2 separate regions of the Homo sapiens genome follow, and region 1 is linked to region 2. Evidence: read pairs that join two places in POLR2A ChIA-PET (ENCODE). Cell type or tissue: PC-3. All regions are shown on one strand. Links, peaks and the distances in the headings refer to the core of each region. The heading gives the core; the rest is flanking DNA.

What was found. Peaks named below come from ENCODE experiments on the same cell type or tissue, not always from the same donor. Only the 100,000 strongest peaks of a DNase experiment are listed, where the experiment ranks them.
Region 1: POLR2A ChIA-PET joins it to region 2 with 9 read pairs; 3 of 35 experiments call an interaction of 5 or more read pairs at or near these places.

The regions. Positions count from the first base shown.
Region 1 is chr4:11,450,565-11,453,736 of GRCh38, reverse strand. No RefSeq gene overlaps it. Among named protein-coding and RNA genes, the nearest start is that of HS3ST1, 23 kb to the right of the region's middle. In PC-3, for the core only: no CTCF peak of the experiment used is centred there; a DNase peak (open chromatin) is centred at 1,806.
Region 2 is chr4:10,107,777-10,110,948 of GRCh38, reverse strand. All of the region lies in intron 2 of WDR1 (WD repeat domain 1), which reads left to right. Among named protein-coding and RNA genes, the nearest start is that of WDR1, 7.4 kb to the left of the region's middle. RefSeq lists an enhancer at 2,751-3,172. In PC-3, for the core only: no CTCF peak of the experiment used is centred there; a DNase peak (open chromatin) is centred at 1,628; H3K27ac peaks cover 1,534 bases.

The sequences.
Region 1 (3,172 bases), core at 428-2,927, 1.3 Mb before region 2:
TACATTATTAAAAAGTCAAGTGTTGAGCACGGTGGCTTATGCCTATAATCCCAGCACTTTGGGAGGCCGAGCTGGATGGATCATCTGAGGTCAGGAGTTCGAGACCAGCCCGGCCAAGGTGGTGAAACCCATCTCTACTAAAAATACAAAAATTAGCTACTTGGGAGGCTGAGGCAGGAGAATCACTTGAACACAGGAGGCAGAGCTTACAGTGAGCCAAGATCATGCCACTGTACTCTAGCCTGGGTGACAGAGTAAGACTCTGTCTCAAAAAAAAAGGTCAAAAAATAACAGATGCTGGCAAGGTTATGCAGAAAAGCAAACACATATACACAGTTGGTGGGAGTATAAATTTTCTCAACCATTGTGGAAAGCAGTGTGATAATTCCTCAAAGAGCTAAAAACAGAAGTAACATTCCACCCAGCAATCCCATTACTGGGTATATACCCAAAGGAATATAAATCATTTTATTAAAAAGAACACACATATGTTCATTGCAGCACTATTCACAATAGCAACATGGAATCAACCTACATACTCATCAATGGTAGACTGGATTAAAAAATGTGATATATATGTGATATATATATATATACACGCACCATGGAATACTATGCAGTCATAAAGAAAGTCATAAAGAAAGAATGAGATCATGTCCTTTGCAGGAACACGGATGGAGCTAGAGGCTATTATCTTTAGCAAACAAATGCAGGAATAGAGAGCCAAATGCGATATGTTCTCACTTCTAAGTGGGAGTTAAATGATGAGAACACATGGACACAAAGAGGGGAACAACAGACACTGGGTTCTACTTGAGGGTGGAGGGTAGGAGGAGGGAGAGGATCAGATAAAATGACTACTGTGTACTAGGCTTAGTACCTGGGTGATGAAATAATCTGCACAAGAAACTCCCATGAGGTGAGTCTATCTATACAATAAACCTACCCATGTAATCCTGAACCTAAAATAAAAGTTTAAGCAAAAGAAACTGCCAAACTGTTTTTCAAAGTGACTATACAATTTTGCAATTCCATTTGCAATGTATGAGAGTACTAGACCAGTAGAGAGTCTACAACCTCATCAACTCTTAATATTGTTAAGTATTATTGTTGTGGTTATTATTATTATTATTGCAATTCTAATACTTGTGTAGTGTCATCTTATTGTTGTTTTAATTTGCATTCACCTAATGACTAATGATGTACCTCTTTCCACATGCTTTTGCCATCATGTTTTCTTCAGTGAAATATCTGTTTAAACCATTTTTCTAATTTTAAATAATTTTTCTTTCTGCTGAATTTGTTAAATAATTTCTAAACTTATGATTTTTTGGGGGGTGGGGGATGGAGCCTCGCTCTGTCGCCAGGCTGAAGTGCAGTGGTGTGATCTCGGTTCACTGCAACCTCCGCCTCCCGGGTTCATGTGATTCTCCTGCCTCAGCCTCCCGAGTAGCTGAGAATACACGCATGTGCCACCATGCCCAGCTAATTTTTGTATTTTTAGTAGAGACGGGATTTCACCATCTTGGCCAGGATGGCCTTGATCTCTTGACCTCGTGATCCGCCCACCTTGGACTCCCAAAGTGCCGGGATTACAGGATTGAGCCACTGCGCTCAATCTGATGTTTTATCAAGTAAAAGCTACAGAGTCAGAATCATAATACATAGAATTTGAGTGAATGATAGCAATATGAAGCTAGATTTTAAGAAGTCGAAAGGCTTACAGTTCTAGATCACAGCTTCTCAGAGTTTAGTGTGCAAACAAGTCACATAGGGATCTTGTTCAAAATGTGGGTTGTGATTCATCAGATCTGGGTGGAGCCTGAGAATGTGAGTTCTAATACAGCCCCAGGTGATGCCAATGTTGCTAGTTGATGCATCACATTTTAAGTAACAAGAGACTAAAGGAATCTGGTTCAAATTACCTTTTTAGAACCCCAAAGCTGAACAACACTCAGCATGTAATTATGTTTACCTTTATTTTTGGAAGAAATAGAAACATGTAATTAATAAATACATCAAGATAGTTGCAGCTCCTTTAAGACACAGTGCAAACAGCTAGAACTTGAATAGGTATGTCACAAAGTCCCTGTAACAAAAACCTCTCCAAAAATTATGTTGTCATGTTTAATTGGTTAAAAAAAAAAATTCGCTGGTTATGGTCAAAACTTTCTGTGTCCTTCTCCTGTAAACATTGGTGTGGGAGTGGATGAGTGGTGTTCAAATGGCGTAGGACCTTACTTAAAAACATCATATACAGGGGATTGGAAATAATTTGAGTACTATATAAATGTCGCTTAACATTGCATAACATATAAAATAAAGTGACAGTAGAAAAATCCTTTTATTTTGCAAGTCTCATCAGAACCTGGAATTTTTGTTGCACTTCTAATTTTAAAAGACAGAGAATCTGAAGATTCCAGAGAAGAGAATCATCTATGATTTTGGCAATGCAAACACTGGTCTTTAAGAAGGTAATTTGTATTTTAAGGAGTAAGCAATACGATCCATTGAGATTCAGGAAGAAAATATTAGAGCTTCTACTTTCACACATTTTTAAATTGAAAAAATAAGAAAATTATATTACACCAATGTTTACTATATCACTTGACACATGGACCTTCATTCAGTCTCTATGTCATAGACTTACCTTGAAGAGTTTCATTTTGGATGTAAGTTTGAAATATTTTGGGGACATCCAAACAAGGATGTCAAGGAAGCAGCTAGATAAGTGATCACAAGGGAGAGAAGGGCAGATTCATAAACCAAGAAGGTGTCTGAATATAGAAGGAGTGGATGGGATGCCTTTGGTGACAAAAGCAAGTGTAACTAGGAGGGGAGTGTAACATTTAGAGTTTGGGTACAAAAGGAAGAAATGAACAAGGAGAACTGAGAAGGAGGCAAGGGTCAAGGGTGGCAAGAGAAGCAGGCGGGTTTCCAGGAAAAAATGATAGCGTGTCAAGAAAGACGGATTAACCACATTAAATACTGCTGGAGGGTTGAGGAAAATGAGGGCACAGTATGCCTACTGGATTTGATTACACGAGCACTATGGTGAACTCAGCAAGAGAGCAGCTATCTCAGAAGATTCCGTGAAAACTGGAAGCCGTGGGTCCATTGTTTAAGCAAGGACATTTTCTCCTTTGGTTGTTAACAAAAGTTGATTTTATTC
Region 2 (3,172 bases), core at 282-2,781:
CACAGAGGACCAGGATTAAAATCAGTGATTTTCAGGGAGGGGTAATTTCCCCCACCTCATTCCCCTGAGGGATATCTGGCAACGTTTGCAGACATTTTTGTGCCACTGGTATCTGAAGTCAGGGTTGTGGCCAAACATCCGACAAGGTACATGGCCGTCCTTCCACAAAGAACTGTCCAGCCCCAAATGCCAGGGGTACCAAGGTTGAAAACTCTGGTAAAGAACCTTCGAAGGCACCAGGTTAAGTGCTTCAAAAGAACAATGCCCTGGGTGCTCTGGGAATGTGAGGGAGGAGCCAGCTGTGCCACAGAGCGGGGACAGCTGCTGGAGAAGTGCCACATTTGAGTTGGGTCTTGAAGGATGAATAAGAGTTCTCCAGGAGGAGCGTTGAGACACACGGCAGAGGTGGGGAGAAACCAGGCAGGAAACAGCATGTGTACCTGGGTCCTCTCAGCCCCACTGTGGCCTCCTGTGTGTTGCTTTTGGTACATTTCTTGCCCTGTTGGAGGTAACGGGAGGGATACTGAAGCCATCTTTGAGGTAAGAGAAGAGGTTTAGCCTCATGCGTAAGACTACTGGAGAGATGGCCTTGCCCAAGAGTAGTTGGAGATGCTTCTTTGGAGAGTGACCTCCACCTTCTGCAAGGCCCTTGTTAGGGACAGCTGTGGACACAGGAAAGGGCCCTGTGTGCGTCTCTTCGCCGTCTCAGTGATGGGCAGGCACTCCCTGCCCTGGCGATGTGCCTGCTCCTTAGACCTGTGGGTCCTTAGCTTTGGTCACCTTGCTTGTCACTTCTACGTATGGGTCCTGCCTGCTCTCCAGGGAAAGGCCAGCATCCCACCCCTACCCCCGCCCCACTGTCCAATCCAGTGTATACCCCTGAGCACCTCTCTGTTCTTTGTTGAGTGTATTTTGTGCTGGTCTGTGGCTGAAACTTGGTGTGCTTGCCTCTTCTGTTTCCATGCCTGCGAGAGTGGGAGGAATGTTATCATGGGATCAGTGTAAGATTTAACGGAGCTAATTCGTAAAGCATCTTCAGAAGGTTGTCTGGGCCCTGGCAGGGACCTCTGCTCTTGTCTTCATGACTGCCCTGTTGGGTGGATACCCTCATCTCTCTTTTGAGAGGTGAGGATGCTGAACCTCTGGAAGGTGCTGGAATTTGAACCCTGGGAGCCACCCCCAGGTCTACCTTTGCAACTCATCAGTTAAGGCCCTGGTGGGCCCTGGGTGGGGAGTAGGAGAGGGGAAGACTGAAAACGGAGGTGGTGGTGTCCCGCTCACACGTAGTCCAATGAGGGGTGCTGCTGTGCAGGGCCACACGGTGAGTACCCCCAGGCCTGTTTCAAGGCATCTGAGGCTGAGCTGGGAGGCAGGAGGGGAAAGTCGTTCAGGGCATGGCGGCCTGTGAGTGACCACCCCGTCCTCAGCCAGCTCAAGGAGCTGCCTGTACACTGTTTGGAAGCACACAGCTGGTTGGCCAGTGCAGACTTTATTCTCTGTATTAAAGAATCACACTAACATTGAGACCAACCGTAAGGAAGACAACAAAACCACAGGGAGGAGTAAAGGCCGCCACATATGGTCCCTGATTTGCAGTGACGTGACCTGGGATTGTGTGAAGGTGTTGAGCATTTGTTACCTCCCTTGACTCACCGTGCTGTTAGTTATATGCTCATAACCCAGGTGAGTCAGCAACTGGCCCTGAGTTCAGGTCTGGCGCTGCCACTTAACAGCTGGGTGGCCTGGGGCGTATCGCCCAGTGTCTGCCTTGGTTTCTTTGTCATGTGGGATTATGAGGTTACCTTCCTTACAGCAGGTGTTGTGAGGTTTCAAAGAGAATCCACTGAGGGGCCCACCCAGGGCCTGTCTGAGAGTGAATAGTAAGTGGCCGGTGGGGATTTGTTTCTTGATAAACAGCTACCAGGCTCCAGCCAAGTTCTGGTCTTTGTCGGTATTTGGCAGCTGCTATGGTGAATCAAGTGTGAACCTTCCCCACTCTGGTGTCCACGTAGTACAGAAGGCAGGTGGGGCACAAATGATGTGTAGTCCAAGGTGGAAAGTAGTGAGGGCAGTGGGGTGGGAGTCAGGGAAGGTGGGGGTTCAGGGTGGGAGAGATGATTTCTAGCTTGGAGCATCAGGGAAGGCTGCTTGGAGGAGAAGCCCTTTGCCTGGGCCTTAAAAGATAATTAGGAGAAGGCGTTGTGTTGTCGCAGAAGTTTACATTCCTGCTTTGGAGCTGAGGTTTTTTGCTGTCATTCAGCCTTGGCCTTAGTTGTAGTCACCAGTGAACATAAGGGCCCTGGCCAGTTATATTTGCACAGGTCAGTTACAGCAGTAACAGCTTTCAGCCTCTGTTGCTTGCAGGAACTTGGAGTATTTACAAAGCCAGTGCCCTGACTGGAAGCTCACGCTCACTTGGCCTGGGTGGACCATGGAGGACGCCTGAGACTTTCTCTGGGGTTCCCGGGGACAGTTGGCAGCTAAAGGAGGGCACAGCAGGCCCCTTCATCAGTGTTGTGTCGTCATCTGCTGAAATGTTTTTTGCTTGGGCAGGTATCTCCAACCTTCTAGCATGTTCCATCAGGTTCACTGTGGGCCAGGAGCTGAGATACCAGTGGCAAGCCTTGAGACCCAAGCCCCAGGACCCAGGGTCATCACAGCCTACCTGTAAATTGGAGTAGTGACCTCTGGCCCCTCCGTCACCCACCTGAGACTGGGAGGACATAGGAAAGTAAGAGAGCTTTGAGGGGCTCAGGGCTCACTAATTGTAAATGTTGCTGCCTGGGGCATAACAGAGTTACGGAAATGTCGCTTCTGTGTGCTTGTTTGCATGACCTGTGTATTATAGCGAGTCTCAAAGGCGGCACAGACATTGTACAGGTGCCGGGGGGGAGTATGTTTAGGTTTGCCATTCAACAGGATTCTCAGAAAAAGACCAGCTATTCCTGGGCAGGATGCCTCAGTGCACAGGTGGGAGGTGGGGGCTGGTGGGACCTGAGCATAGTGTGACAGAGTAGAATGGCCTCCCGGGTCAAGTCCAAAGCTTCTGCTTCAAATGGGCACCACTGGGCCTTGAACCAGGCCCTGTGTTGGCAGGGCTGGGTGCTGTTACATGCTGTCACTTGCCGAAGTCCGTGGGTCCTGGGTCTGCTCGCGTGTGTGACTCCTTGAT